3 separate regions of the Mus musculus genome follow, and all the other regions are linked to region 3. A link is a loop called in an ENCODE intact Hi-C map of the cell type or tissue named here. Cell type or tissue: left cerebral cortex. All regions are shown on one strand.

Region 1 (5,000 bases), 100 kb before region 3:
AGGGAGCCTATGGTGCCAGATTCCAGAAACTTGCTTCAACAATACAGGCCAAGGGCAGAGAACTCAGTGAGTGACCAGAAAGCTGCATGCCGGACCCAACTGGGTGAGCAGGCTGGCCTGTGCCCACAGGGGTTCAAGATCTGTTTCAGTCCAAATGTTCTGGGCACTTGTAAAGCATCAAGAGAAAGCTGGCCGATGAAAAGAAAGCAAGTTTCTCCACAGTGAGGACATTTATTTGTGCACATGTGTATTTTGTTCTGGAATCTGCTGAGTAAGGCATGGCAGTGTGTTTGTGGTCCCCTCAGCCAGGAAAGGGTGGCCTGGGTGACAAGGACGGAGGCATGAGTCCCCACGTGTGCAAGGGATGCCAATCAGAGTCACATAAAGTTCACTAACTGTATCAACAGCTGCTGCTATGATTGGTGGGTGACAAATGACTTATCCAAAACTGTTCAAGAAGTCAAGTCACAGAAACAAGGAGGGGACTCCCAGGGACAGAATGGAGCAAATAAAAGAAATAGATTCCAAGTCACCCAGGACATACTTGGCTTTTATATGTTCCCTCAGTTGCTGGGGATATGTCCCTTTCACACTGTCCTTTCTCTATTCAGTCATCCTTGCTCTAAAAAAACCCACAGGATAGTGAACTGAGAGACAGAACCCTTCCAGCCAGGCTGTCCACACATCCCTCCATTTATGCAGCCTTCCCTGGAGGCTGTCTCCCAGCAGCCCTGCTCTAGGCAATGTGGACTACAGTCATCTCCAGGGCCACATGTAAACAGAGACAATCGTCCCTCATTCCTAGAATGGTTAAGAACAGAGAATTAGGGGCGGTAGAAGTAGAGGAAGACTGAGTCTGGGCCCTCTGAGTGGCATTAACTGTGAGTCACAGAGATGCCCTGTGGCAGGAGGGAAGCTCCCAATGGAACCTCCGTGTTGTGTCCAGATTCCTGTAGTCACCTGCTCAGCTTCAGTTACTGGTGTCAGGAAGAGGTGGGTATCTACCCTGCAGAGTCAGTGAGCTACTGTCATTAAGAGCACACAGAAGGAACTCAAGGATGGGGACTGTCATTACAACAGTGACATGCACCCCAGAAGAGTAAACCCAAGCCACTGAAAATGTGGGGCCTGTCAGGTCTTGTTACCCATAGCGTGTAGCCTGAAACAGGAAGCAGTAGGTGTTCTATGCAGGCCAACAGATGCAGTTAAGGCTGGACAGTCACACGATTCGCTACAACACCTGCGAATATGTTTTTATTTAAGTCCAATTATAGAACTATATGCAAAATCGGGTTGGCTCTCCATGTCTATAATCCTAGTACTTGGGAGGCTCAGGCAGGAGGATCCCTTTGCCTTCAAGACCAGTCTGCGTTCCATAGGGAGTGCCATGCCAGCCAACGCTCCAGAATGAGACTATCTCAATAAAAAAAAATCAAAACCAAAAACAAAACAGATACATAAATTAAAGGGAAATGTTTGAAAGGAGTTGAATCTTTTTCCCCAGTCATTATGGACAGTTTTTTGTTGTTGTTTGTCTGCTTTGTAAAGCACATTTTTAAGAGTCACTGCCAAATAAGCCTATAGAAACAGCCTAATTTCAAGTTCTCTGGAACTTGAAATGTCCAAGTCTGACTCAGGATTAATGTGGAGATTGCACGTTACGACTTGCAGGTGTTTGTAGATGCCCGTTGCAGCATGCACATATGAGATCAGCAGAACTTGTGGGTTTGGTTCCTGCCCTGTTTAATAAGAACAGTCTGTGGTTTGGAGGAAATCTGTCAGAACTAGGAAACAGCCTTCCCAATTCCAGTGGAAAAATCTCCCCAAGCTAAACGTGGCTGTAGGATGCTCAGCTGCTAAGATATAACAATGAGGCATGCAAGGTGCCACAGGCCTGTAGCCCCAGCTCTTGGAAGGCTGAGGAGGGAAGACCACAGTTCAAGGTCAACCTGGGCCCCATGGTCAGTATGTAGTAAGAACTTTCTGAAAGACACATAGAGGGGTAAGGGAAGGGAAAGGACACAAAATTCAGAGAAGACGCAAAAGGAAGTGAGTCCTGCCGCTGTGGGGCTGCATTCCCCACAGCACTGTGAGCTTACAAACCTGACGACACTTCCTGAAATTGTCCACCAAGTCTGGCCACAAGGGGGCATGAGAGCCAACGTCTTGGCTTTTGTTTTTATGCCTGGATTCTCTCAACAGAAAACATGTTGGGGGAGGACCCAGAGGGCAGAGGCACTCACTGCTGGGTGAGTCCTGTGGCTCACTGCCACCAAAGCAGTGACTCAGGCGGTTCATCCTTGGGTGTTTCAACACCATTTGAGAGCCGGTCCAAAGGTTTCCCTCACTTTCTAAGCACACTCCCGCTCTGCCCTGGGCACAGTTACTGCATTATTACACAGGGGGAGGGGAGGAGAGCACAACAAACACCGTTTTCAATAAATTAGCATCTTAAGCAGACACTAGCAGAGCCAACCCCTAAGGAGTCTGTGGTGGGTACAGAGCACATGCCCATCTTCGAGGGACAGGTCAGGACGGTGCCCTTGGCATGAACGGTGGGCATTGCTGGCCCTCAATGCCTACCTTCTCAGGTAAGAACCAAGCCACATCTACAGGGCTGCAGGCTGGCTCGTGGACTGTTGTACCAGCTCATCGGCAGAGAGAGCCTTTCGCATGGTGGATCTGTCCTCTCAGCAGCACATGTGAAGACCCCTGAGACCTTGAGCCTCACCAGGTATCGTCAGGCACCATGGCAGAGGTAAGGCAGCCTCATCTTAAATCACAAAATGTTTCCACCTGTCCACTGACTGACCCAGCAGCTGGGGCAGGCTGTCATTTCAAGTTCAGTTATGCACTGACTTTGTTGAAAGATTTTGGGGGAAATTATTATTTTATTTATAAACTTGGAGTTGTATATGAATTTTGAACTATTAATATTTCTGTTTGACTTTTGGATGAGATGTTACTTCAAAGATGTTCATAGCTCAAGGCCCCTCTCGGAGGAGCCTTCCCTCTGCCTCTCTCATTTGTCCAGGCCAATAAAATGCAATTCATTCAAAGGATGATGGAAAATAACCACTTTATGTACTTGAACTGACAACATACATTCAAACTCGTAACATTTATCTGAAAACAAAAGCCTGCATGAACACTCATTTAGCAATACCACGTGGCCACGGGCTTCAAGGCCTCTGCTTTTGAGCTCCACACTGCCTCTCGTAGACAACAGAGCATGTGTGACCTCCAACGTTAGTATCTCTGTGGTGATGCTGATAGAGTGACGTGAACTCACACTTGTTGACACTCATCACCAGTGCTTCCAGTACCTCATTGTTCTCTTGCCCATAATTCAGTTTTGTTAGCAATTCTTCTCGAACCCTTCTTCACATTCAACTCAGTTTTCATAGAAACACCACTCACACTCATTTTATTTTGTAAGGTTAAGTCACAATTATGTGATCATTGTAGGAACAGTAAACACAAGGGACTTTTGACAAATATCCAACCAGAATAATGGGACACTTTGCAGGAAGGAGAGTGTGCAGGCAGTTACACTACAGCCAAGGGCCTGAGAGAAGTCCTCGGGTATTCCAGGAGGAATGGGGTGCAGAGTGACTACCCCAGCAGCTGGCAGCTTAGGACAGCAGTGGCTACCCTGTGGTGGAAAGGCCTCCAAAGCTGCAGATTCAGCCTTTGTAAAACAGCAAAACTCTAACCCACTAACTACAATTTAGATGCAACTGTCACGAAAAAAAAAATAAGTGTGAGCTGAAATGGGATGGCAGTTCAGGCCTGTAAGCCTAGCAGTTGGGAGACAGAGGCCAGAGGATTAGAAGTTCAAGGCCAGGTTCAGTTATTTACTGAGTTTGGGGGCAGCCTGTGCTACGTGAGTCCACGTGTCAAAACAAAACAAGAGAAATAAGATAAATGAAAAAAGGGGGAGGAAGGAGGAGGGGAGGGTGAGCGGAGGGGTAGGGGGGGAAGGAGAGGGGAAGGGAAGTAGAGGAGAGGGGAGTGAAGAGGAAGAGGAGGGAGGGAAAGGGGAAAAGGGAGGAGAACAGAGGGCAGGGAGAAGGATAGGGGGGAAAGGAGAGGAAAAGGGGAAGGCAGGGCAGGAGAGGGATGGGAAGAACAGCAGGGAGGGGAAGGGAAAGGAGAGGGGAGGGCAGGGCAGAAAAAGAGACAGGAGGGGAGGGGAGAGGAGAGGAGGGGGAAGTGGAGGGAAGGGGAGGGAAGAGGGGAAGGGAGGGGAGGTGAGAGGAGGGGAGAGGAGAGGAGGGGAGAGGAGAGGAGAGGGGAGGGGAGGGGAGGGGAGGGGAGGAGAGGAGAGGAGAGGAGAGGGGAGGGGAGGGGAGAGGAGAGGGGAGGGGAGGGGAGAGGAGAGGGGAGGGGAGGGGAAGGGAGGAGAGGGGAGGGGAAGGGAGGGGAGGGGAGGGGAGGGGAGAGGAGAGGGGAGGGGAAGGGAGGAGAGGAGAGGAGAGGAGAGGAGAGGAGAGGAGAGGAGAGGAGAGGAGAGGAGAGGGGAAGGGGAGGGCAGGGCAGGGCAGGAAAAGAGACAGGAGGGGAGGGGAGGAGATGGGAGGGGAGGGGAGGGGGGAGTGGAGGGATGGTATATAAAAGAAGGAAGTGCTTCCTCCAATCTCTTGATCAAAGGCAACAAGAGCAGCCCAAGCAATATGCTGTGCTACAAGCAGCTTAGTTACCCTGGGGTCAAAACGCTACCCCAAGTAAGGAAGAAAGGACAGAGCACCATTTGAAAGGAAAAATGTAAAAGAAAACAAGGGTGTATATCCTTCTGGCCTTCAGGCAACAGGCAATGCGATTTTAATTGTAACACAAAAAGTACAAACCGCAAAGGAAAAAGATCAATTCAACTACATTAGATGGGAAGTTTTGCTCATCAAAAAATACATTTTCAAGAAGTAAAAAGGTAAGTCAATTATATGTTCGACAAAGACTTAGACCCAGAAATCTGTGGCTTCTTGTGGATCAATAGGAAA
Region 2 (5,000 bases), 94 kb before region 3:
CATATAAGAGCCTATCTAAAAGGAATAAAGACCAACCAATCAAAATGAGGGAAACGTGAATGCACCTAAGCATATAGATTTAAAGCAGGGCTGGAGAGATGGCTCAGTATTTTTTGGTCCTTGCTGCTTTTCCACAGGATATAAGTTTGGCTCCCAGTACCTATGTTGGGTGGCTCACAACCACTTGTAACCCTAGCTCTGGGAATGCAACTCCCTAGCTTCTATGCTCTCTCTCTCTCTCTCTCTCTCTCTCTCTCTCTCTCTCTCTCACACACACACACACACACACACACACACACACACACACACACAAACTAGAAAATAAATTTAAAAAGCTTAAAGCATTCTAGATGTTAGGCAAACTGTATTATGTCCCTGGTCTTCGTTCTGCAACCCCCAACTGGGGTCTGTCGGGATCTCAGAGTTGGCGTCAATGCCAGGGAAGTTACGAGAGGTACAGATAAGAACACAGATAATCAGGAGCACAACTCTGTGCTTAGCAGCCTCTGAACAAGCATGGTAAGCGACCTTCAGCTAAACCCGTGGGCACTGTAACCCAGAGCAGGGCAGTGGACAGGAGAAACGTAGACACATCCCCTTGCCTCAGGTCCTCAAATATCCCTATAGCCACCTCCTGAGGAACCACCAGTGGGGCAGCTCTGATCTCTCACCTGCTGTCTCTTTTGTACCCATGGATTTTTTGAGGCACACAAAGCCAGCCGTACAACAGATACATTGAGTGGATTCCTTCCAGGCGCCATGAATTATCTGCTGATGGTAGTCTCCCTAAATCAGTCACGAGACAGTCAGGTCCATGAGCAACCTGCAAGTGTGAGGTCATCTTCAGACTCTGTAAGAGGCATTTGTGCTAAAAGGTAGACAGCAGGAGCCTCCCTGGGAGTTGCGTGAGTGTGGGCAGACGTTCTGGTTTCACGAAGCAATATATGATCACTGTCCTACCAGGAACAGGCAGGACAGGGTCCGAGTAGGACTGGATTCGGGAGTCATTCCTATGTTTGTGAGATTTATTGGATGTTCAAGGTGAATCACCAGGGACTATTCTGGATCTGTCACTAACCGTGTAGTTTTGGTCACTGCCCCCACTCCATCTTTAAACCAACAAGCAGGAGCAGCGTACCTCCAGACTTATCACCCTGTGACTCTCTAACCCCGAGTGTTTCACCAAAACAGAAGCCAAGCCCTTTTAACTCACCCCATGACATGGTGTTCTGCTATCTTTAGACTCCATAGGTCCCCGCTTTTCTTCTGGGCTGTCACGTAGCATAACAATCGGGTGACTGATATGCTGAATTGGGAGTGTCACCTGCCTGCCAAGGATACTAGTAGACTTTGCTCACATTGTATTCTCCAGAAATGACAGCATGTAACCTTTGGTTTGCCCATTGGTTTACTGAATGGTTCATAAATGCAAAGTACTTGGAGCCATCCTGGCCTAGACACTAGGCTGGACATCCAGGAACACAGTGCACTAAAGCCAGGCCACACCCCCAGGGGGGGATGTTCTATGGAAATGCAGGAAGTAAACGCAACTAATGTACACTATAGTTCTACAGGGAAGGCCTGAGCACATAGAAGACAGAGGCAAGAGGTCAGGGGGGTAAAGATGAATGATGCAGAAGGAGGGGAGACAGAGGCGCAGAGACATGGAACTAGAAGACAGTGTTCCATGCAATTCTCAGAAAGAAAAACAAATCGCTGATGGATCTCCAGAGTAAAAAGAACCCCCTGAGAGTTGGAGTTTTCTAAGCATCGAGCTTTGGAGGGCGTCACAGTAGGACCTTTATTTAGCATCTTACTGCTAAGTCACCCACCTAAACACTTTTCTGTCTCCCAAAGAGGAGCAGATGCTCCCAGCATCTTTACTCAATCTTGGTTCCTGCTGCCCAAACATGGTCCCTGGGGTGGGGGTGGGGACTAAGTGGGAACTGAGCATGGCTACAAAGGTACAAAATGGAGAGTACACATGGAGTAGGATTATTTATATGTGGGCATCTTTACTTGGAGGGGGGGGGGGGAAATGCTCCTCTATCGTGTCTTAGTGTCTCAGACTAAGACTAAGGCGCAACTCATGTTTTTCACTTCTCTAGTCCAATTAGCTGCATATTTTTAGCACGTGTTATATAAGGCTCATCTGCCCAAATTCGCTGGCTTGGGGGCCTTTCCTTCCTTTCGTTTCACTGGTGGACTGACCCTCGTGGTAGGATGACGAGCGGATCATGACAAGTCTGTAAATAGCCTGCCCGGGGAGGGGTGGATGGAAAGAGCCCTGGAGATGAAGGGAGGGCTTGTATTTGGTGTGCCAGGGCTAAATCTAACCCTTCTAAAAGGGGAAAGCAAAGAGAACGCACAATTCCAAACTGAGCCGTAGAGCGTTATGAAAAGCTGCTCCGTCTACAAAGGGCACCAAGAAGCAGAATCACAGCTGAGACAGGTGCCCCGCAGCGCTGCTGGAGAAGCCCCCAGGTGGCCTCTGTCAGCGGAAGCAGAGTTTAAGGCTGGTAGAGCGGGAAGTGGTTCCACTACCACAGAAAACACATCACCTTTCTCAGGGCAGGGTTAGCAGCCTTTGAGTAGAAGGCTCTTCCATCACTGCCATACCCTGCAAGCTGGAGGGGCCGAACAAGGAGCCTGGATGATGTACCCAAAGAAGTTTCACTTTCTGTTTCAGTGTGCAGCACCAAGGCTAGGAGTCTCAACGATGCCCAGGACCAGACCACTTACCCCACATTCAATTTACAGAGATTACCATTTAGGCCATCGTACTTTACCTAAGTCCTTCTAAAACAGCAGTTCTCGGCCTGTGGGTCATGACCCCTTTAGCAAATATCTTCCAAAGTGTTTACTCTATGAATCATAACAGTAGGAAAATTACAGTTATGAAGTGGTAATGAAATAACCTTATGTTTGGGGGTCACCACAACCTGGGGAACTGTATTAGAGGGCCACAGCACTAGGAAGGCTGAGAACCACTGCTCTACAACCCGGTACTTAGAGAACAGAGTCTAGAAAGGCTTTTAGGGATGGAAGAGAGGACCTTAGCAGTCAAGGGATTAATGGCTAGGGGTGCGGCCTTACAGCCCTACAAATGACATTCAGAAGCCAGTCAGCCTTCCCCTAATTCTAGGCACATCACAAGCAAGCCTGAGTACACTGGGGCTCTTCACTTTGCACCGCCCAGGCAGGCCGACACCCTCTCTGTTCCTCTAGTGAAGGTGCCACAGTGGGCAGCTGCTTCCTCAGAAGGATGCACCTGTGTAAAGTCCTGGGCACGTCACAGACCACCTGAAGTCATCCTATAGCCAATGGAAGGATAAAGTGGTGCCTTTCCCCAACATCCATCGGCAGGTAGCAATTACGGGCTTGGCTACGGAATGAGATGACAAAATTCCCATCTACTGCAGGAAGGAGAACTGGCTCTCTTCAAGAGACTGCCTTCCTGCTGACGCACAGTTCTGGGGATGAGTTTCCTTCTCCAGTGCCCTTCCCCCTGATCTGAAGTGGCATGGCAGGTGGCATACCCTTGGGCTAGCACTTACAGCTGGGTGCTGCCTGTGAACACGAGGTCCAGGTTCTGCCTCCGGTGCTGGAAACAGTCTCAGCGGTTCTTGTCAGACAGAGCTGGACTTTCATCTCTTTGCTGTGCAACCTTGAGGGAAGGTGTTCTACTTATACAATACTTTTTTGACTATTTAAAGCAGAGGAGCTAACTCCTGCTCCCCAGGGAGGCAGTGAGGAATCTACCAGGTAATGCACGTGGAGGTGACTAGCACAGAGTCTGACCCAACAAGGCAATGTGCAGGGGTGTCTGCGTGCGTGTGTGTGCGTGTGTGTGTGTGTGTGTGTGTGTGTGTGTGCATATGGTATGTGTGTGCATGGTGTGTGTGTGTGTGTGTGTGTGTGTGAGTGTGCATGTATAGTGTGTGAGTGTGTGTCTGTGCATGTGGTGTGTGTGTGTGGTGTCTGTGCATGTGGTGTGTGTGTGTGGTGTCTGTGCATGTGGTATGTGTGTTTGAGTGTGTATGTATGCATGTGGTGTGTATGTGGTGTGTGTGCATGTGTTGTATGTGTGCACATGGTATGTGTGTGTGTGTGGTGTGTGTGTATGTAGTGTGTGTGATATGTGGTGTATGCATGTGGTGTGTGCTTGTGGTGTGTGTGTGTGGTGTGCCCATGTGCTGTGTGTGTGTGAATGTGTGTATGCATGTGGGGTGAGTGTGTGCATGTCGTGTGTGTGTTCGAGTATGTATGTATGCATGTGGTATGTATGTGGTATGTGTGTGTGCATGTGGTGTATGTTTGTGTGTGTGTGTGTGTGTGTACATGTGGTGTGTGTGTGTGTGTGCATGTGGGATGTGTGTGTGTGAATGAGTATCAGTCCTTGTTACACTTTCATGTGCAATGTTCCTCTATAAGCGTATGTGCTCTTCAATCTTGGCTCTCAGTTATTTACTATTTTGGGAGGTGGCAGAACCTTGAGAGGCAGGGCCTGGTTAGTGAAGGTGAGCCACAGAACCCAGGGCTTTGAGGGTCAAAACCAGGCTCTGTCCCTGCTCCCAGCTCTTTACTTCCTGTTTTGGTTAGCACATGAGAAGGTCTGTCATAGGCTTCTGTCACACCACACCATCCCTGCCACAAAGACCTGACTCTTAAGTTGCTCATTGGTGTCTTGTTAGAGCAGTGAAAAGGGTAACTGACAGCCCTCCAACTTCCTGGGCTCCAACAGTAAAGAAAACATCTAAGCTCATCAACTCACAAATGAATTTTTAGCTCCCTTTGTCCAACACGCTTGCCCTGTGTACAGACACATTCCACAGCCATCTCTCTTCTGTGTGCTTCTTTTCGGCCCAAGCACACATACTCAAACTCTCCTGATAGAACCCCTTGGCCCTACAGAAATCCTTCTTGGCCTGAACACTTCCAGCAACAGTTATCTACGACAGTGACAAGAGACACAGTAGTATAAAGGAAAAAAGGCACTG
Region 3 (5,000 bases):
CTATCTGTTCAGCACACAGAAGAGATTTAACCAGCATTTGTGTGGTGCTTGGGATTGAACTCAGGGCCCCATGATGCTAGGTCACGTGCTCCTCAGCTGAACGACACCCCCCTCCCCCCCAGGACTAAAAGATGTCTGCGAATCTTGCTCCAACAAAAACATGGCCTATGAAATTACTTCAACATTGCAAACGCTGGATCTGCACAGGCGGATGATGGAGGGGTTGTGCTTTTAAAGATAACAATCTACACGCAGATGCCCAAAGCAGCACCACTCCTTAAAGCCCCAAACTGGAAGCAACACTATGTTCTACAGCAGGTACGAGGAGAAGCGACCCCGTGCAACATCCACATAATGGAATTTTGCTTAGCAAGGAAAACGAATAAATTACCGATACTCAGATGAACGCTGTGCCAAAGACACCAAGCACCATATGGTTTCATTTATATAAGGTCCCAAAACAAGCAACACTAATTTACAATGACAAGAACCACAAGGGTGACTACCTCCTGGGGGCAGAGGTGACCGATGACTGCCAAGAGACACAGAAGAACCTTTGGGAAGATGGAAAATGTCTCTACCTTAAATGTCGTGGCGATGGCGTGAGTGCACACATTTGAGGAGATGCAGCAAGCGATGCACTCAAAATGGCTGCCCTTGGCTGCATGAGAGTCGCTTCTCAATGAAGTTGCTCTTTATAAAGAAGGAGGAAAAAGAGTTTTCACCTAAGGATTCCTCCACAAGCTTCCTTTAAATAATAAATCATCTTTCCACCCTCAGAGCATTTAAAATTTCATGTTCCAGTTTTAAAAATAAAAGGACTCATTCAGGGTTTTTCACGAGCACATCTGTCACACAACATAATGTACACCTACCCGCGTGGGCGCACACATTCACACACCACCCACGGGTGCGAACACATTCGCAGGCACGCAGCTGAGCCACCCTCTCCTGTCGTCTGTGATCAAAATACAATAATAGCAAGAAAAACACATCCAACATGAAGGTTCACGCGTCTACCGAGTCATTTAAGCCTCTTTCTCTGTGTGCAAATCTCTATTTCCCCACAGATAAAATAAGATGACCTTGCCAGATGATCTGTGGTGAGTTTTGATGGCCCAAATGACCTAAAATTACACAAAAAGGGTAAATAAATAATATCATTTGATAAGTCATTCTACAAGTTAAAAAAAAAAAAAAGGAAAGAGCTCTAAATGTGGTGGCTACATCTCTGGAATTCAGAAGTGGGAGCAGCAAGATGCAATGTGTTTCTATGCTTAATGGTTGTGCAGAACACACACACACTCCAGCGACAGACTCTTTCTATGGGGACTCTTGCTTACAATGTTCTTCTTAATTTTTTTATGTTTTTATGTCCCCCGCCCCTCCCCCATCTCTGTGTGTGTATGTGTAGGTACACATGTATAAACATGTGTGAAGGGAGAGGATGGCCTCAGGTATTGTTCTTGCCTTCTCCTTGTTCAAGGCAGGGTCTCTTGGTGTTTGCTGCTACACACTGTAGATACACTGGCCCACAGGCTTCCTTAGAGACTCTTGTCTCTGCTTCCTGACTCCCTTTAGGAGCACGGGGCTTACAGAACACATTACTTTAGGAACACTGGAATTACAGAACACATTACTTTAGGAACACTGGAATTACAGAACACATTGCTTTCCCGGGCTTTATGTGGATTCTGAGGAGCTGAACTCGGAATCTCACACTTAGGAGACAAGGCTTTACCCACTGAGCCATCTTCCCACCCACTAGCAGGACATTTCATCAACAGGAAACAGGAGCTGCCGCATGGGATACGGAGACCAGACCAGAGCCACCTTCTCTGTTCCTAACCCTTTTGTTTTGAAAATTCCATCCAGGATAATTTGTATAAAGTTTTAAGTCAGTACCTTTTTACAAAATAAAATGTCCTTTTGAATGCATTGGCTGTGGGGACACCGTAATAAGTGTCCCTCAAATCTGCCTGGCACACTGCTTTTCCCATCCCTCACAGCCAGCTCACAGAAACCAGTTGCAAAGCAGCCTCGTGAACGTCACATTGTCTACACCAGAAGCCGGCATTGCCTATCTTAGCTCTCGATAGGCCACAAAGGCAGTAAACACAAGTTAGCGCCTCTTCCTCTTTCCAGTGGCCCAGAGACGGCCCTGAAGAGCTGCCAGCTTCTTCTGGTGACACAGGTGGCTCAAAGCAAATAAGTCTATGTGCTGTCCAAACCCAGCAAACATTCCAAGGGGCCAAGCCTTACAGAGAGCATGGGTGATGGTTTACGGAGCATCACCTGGTCATGGTATACATAATGTTTCTATCTCAGAAGACAATGGCAACACACAGCTATAAGCCCTGACAGAAGGTGGTGGGCACAAACAGAACAAGCTGCACAAGTGTAATCCTATCTGGTCCTTCAGAAGTGAAAAGCTCCCAGCTCTAAGCCTGTATTTTGCAATCTGTATTTTGTTTGGGAATAGTCTCTCTCTCTCTCTCCCTCTCTCTCTCTCTCTCTCCCTCTCTCTCTCTCTCTCTGTCTGTCTCTCTCTGTCTCTCTCTCTCTCCCTCCCTCCCCCCTCTCTCTCTGTCTCTCTCCATTTAGATGTATGCTTAGCTTATTTTCCTGTTTCTCACCTTATACCAGGACGGCTCAGTGATGGAGACACTGATGCTCGACTGTCTGGGTTCAAATTCCAGCACTGTCTGTTACAAGCTGTGTGGCACTTGCTTTGATTTCTTCATCTCTTTGTGAACTAAGCCCTTGGGCCCATGCTCCATAGCTAGCAAAACCAGAGATACTTCTTGGACACGACAATGAATGCAAAGGCCCTGCAATGTCCTCCTAGATCCTAACTGTAAAGCACATGAAACCTACACAAAGCAGCGGGGCACCTCAGGCAGTGAGCACGGACTGGATGCAGGCTACCCAGTAGTAGGCAACCGCTGCCCTCTGGACACATTTCTGTACAATGATATTCTGGATATCAAGTCTGATTCCTTATTGCTTTGCTCATACAGTTGGAACTGTGTCCTCTGAGAAAAAGAACAGTTTTGTAAAGATCGTGGAAGCATGAAACGTAAGAGTCAGAAACACTTAGAAATAACTTGGTCCAAGAACACAAAGAAACATAAATTAAAAACAAGGGTAAAATCTTTTTCCCTTTTGTTTGGCAAATTGACCAGTTTTTCCTCTTGGGCTATGTATTTCTGTGTTATTGAGAACTAAAATATAACCCAAACTGACTGTAATGAAGTGTTTGCTTTTCAGAAATCAAAACCTACTTGTCTGCTTGAGAAGGGAGCCTCTTGTCCCATCACTTCCAAGGAGGACCGATTTTTAATAAGCCCTGTTGGAGTTTTTCTCATGGCCTCTAAATAACGCATGCTTCCCCATACTGGTTCATTACTCTAAGAGTTCTCTCTTCCTTGCTGCTTCTATAGATGAGCTCTTAGCTCAGCTGACAACTCCTTCCTCATTCCCTTTCCACAGAGCCGTCTACATCCTGACTCTCAGTTCTTAAGCACTTGATCAAGGTCAGCGGTACAAGCTTGCCTTTGCATATATGGGGTCCTGAGTTTGATCCTCAACATCACACACACACACACACACACACACACACGCATGCACGCATGCACGTATGCACCCACTCACCCACGCACGCATGCACACACACGCACCTTACTCCTCAATTTCTTTACAGCTGGAAAAAGACACGGAAAGGGTCAATTCCTCACCACATGAACTATCTCTTACCCTGTACATTTCTGTAACTAAAAAGCATCAGTGCGTCTTGCTTTCCCCATCTTTGGCCTCCCCTGTTCCTACATCTTTGTAGTTCCAACGTTAACTGTTAGACACTTCAGGCTGACCGTGCAGACATTCTGGTCTGTCTAGCCATAGTTAAGATCCATGCTTTGTTAAGCAGTGGTTCTAAAATCTGAAAATTAATATTATTTATGTATGAAGGCTTTGTAAATCGCCAATCTTTACACTTATATACTTGCCTATATTCACATTCTTAGCCACTCACAAAAGCAGTAATTCACATGCTATCCAGTGGGCAATATACCTATCCTCAAACTCAAATGGAGTCTTCATGTTCCATTCTACCGACTACTTTTCTATGGTCACCAAGGTTTCCCAGGATCCTTTTCTCTAGGATGTGTCCATCTGGAAATCCACCATGGCTTCCCTTTTTCATTTGGCCCAGTGGCTTTCTTGGTTGATGCTTAAGTATGGTGCTGAGCCTCAGGTCACTGCTGGGTGCAGTCACTATCATCAGAATCCCTTGTCTCCTGTTATGGGTTTTTTTCTAGGAAGGTGTACTCTGACTGAAATTCTGATGAGCAAAAGGGTCCAAAGTCATCATTCCAAGACTTGGTGTGCCTGTCTTCATGAGGGAATGATGCTCTGACTAGATAAAGAATTCTAGGTTTTAAAAAAACCAAACAACAAAAACCACAATCTATCCAAACTTTCCTTTAACAGCGATATGGTGAATAGACTCTGATGTCAACCCAACAGCCGTGGCTTAGTGTGAGGCTCTGTCTGCTTGATTTGTTTCCACTCTGTAAGTCTGGGGTCCTTTTCATCCCCGCTGTTGTGAAATTTCACAGTGACGTGCCTTCGGAGGCTTTTGATCATTTTTGTTGAAACTGGACTTGCAAAAGCTACTCTGCTATTTATTTTTTGAATTCTTTGTTGTGGGTTCTTTTTCATTTTCATTCTTAAAAAAAAAAAACCACACTTATTATCATATGTTGGGCCAGTAGAATTGATTCCTAGTTGTCTTACTATGTTAATATGTTTTTATTCCATAGTCTAGGCTTCCTTGAGTTTATCTTATAATCCTTCCACTGAACTTAATATTTCTAATAATACATTGAGTCTATGCCTATGCCTTCCTATGTCTTCATGGCTCTCTTTTCTTCTTCTGGTATATATATATATATATCACATTTTGAAGAACAGTATTCTTTCAAATGTTTGCCCTCAGG

The links. Hi-C counts contacts between places; a loop is a spot of excess contacts. Peaks named below come from ENCODE experiments on the same cell type or tissue, not always from the same donor. Only the 100,000 strongest peaks of a DNase experiment are listed, where the experiment ranks them.
Region 1: a loop joins it to region 3, with 3 times the contacts of the local background. A loop is called at or near these places in 8 of 42 quality-filtered maps.
Region 2: a loop joins it to region 3, with 10 times the contacts of the local background. A loop is called at or near these places in 8 of 42 quality-filtered maps.

Annotation. Positions count from the first base shown.
Region 1 is chr17:86,442,251-86,447,250 of GRCm38, reverse strand. The region is part of intron 2 of Prkce (protein kinase C, epsilon); the gene reads right to left. Gm30284 (a long non-coding RNA gene) reads left to right here and starts at 2,264. Exons shown (of 3, transcript XR_877087.3): 1 at 2,264-2,758. In left cerebral cortex, a CTCF peak has its summit at 2,141 (motif pointing right); DNase peaks (open chromatin) are centred at 1,211 and 2,154; H3K4me3 peaks cover 360 bases; H3K27ac peaks cover 1,129 bases.
Region 2 is chr17:86,435,325-86,440,324 of GRCm38, reverse strand. The region is part of intron 2 of Prkce (protein kinase C, epsilon); the gene reads right to left. All of the region lies in intron 1 of Gm30284 (a long non-coding RNA gene), which reads left to right. Among named protein-coding and RNA genes, the nearest start is that of Gm30284, 7.2 kb to the left of the region's middle. In left cerebral cortex, no CTCF peak of the experiment used is centred here; DNase peaks (open chromatin) are centred at 897, 1,853, 2,237 and 3,398; H3K4me3 peaks cover 883 bases; H3K27ac peaks cover 2,671 bases.
Region 3 is chr17:86,341,342-86,346,341 of GRCm38, reverse strand. All of the region lies in intron 1 of Prkce (protein kinase C, epsilon), which reads right to left. Among named protein-coding and RNA genes, the nearest start is that of 2010106C02Rik, 57 kb to the right of the region's middle. In left cerebral cortex, no CTCF peak of the experiment used is centred here; DNase peaks (open chromatin) are centred at 891 and 2,070; H3K27ac peaks cover 2,274 bases.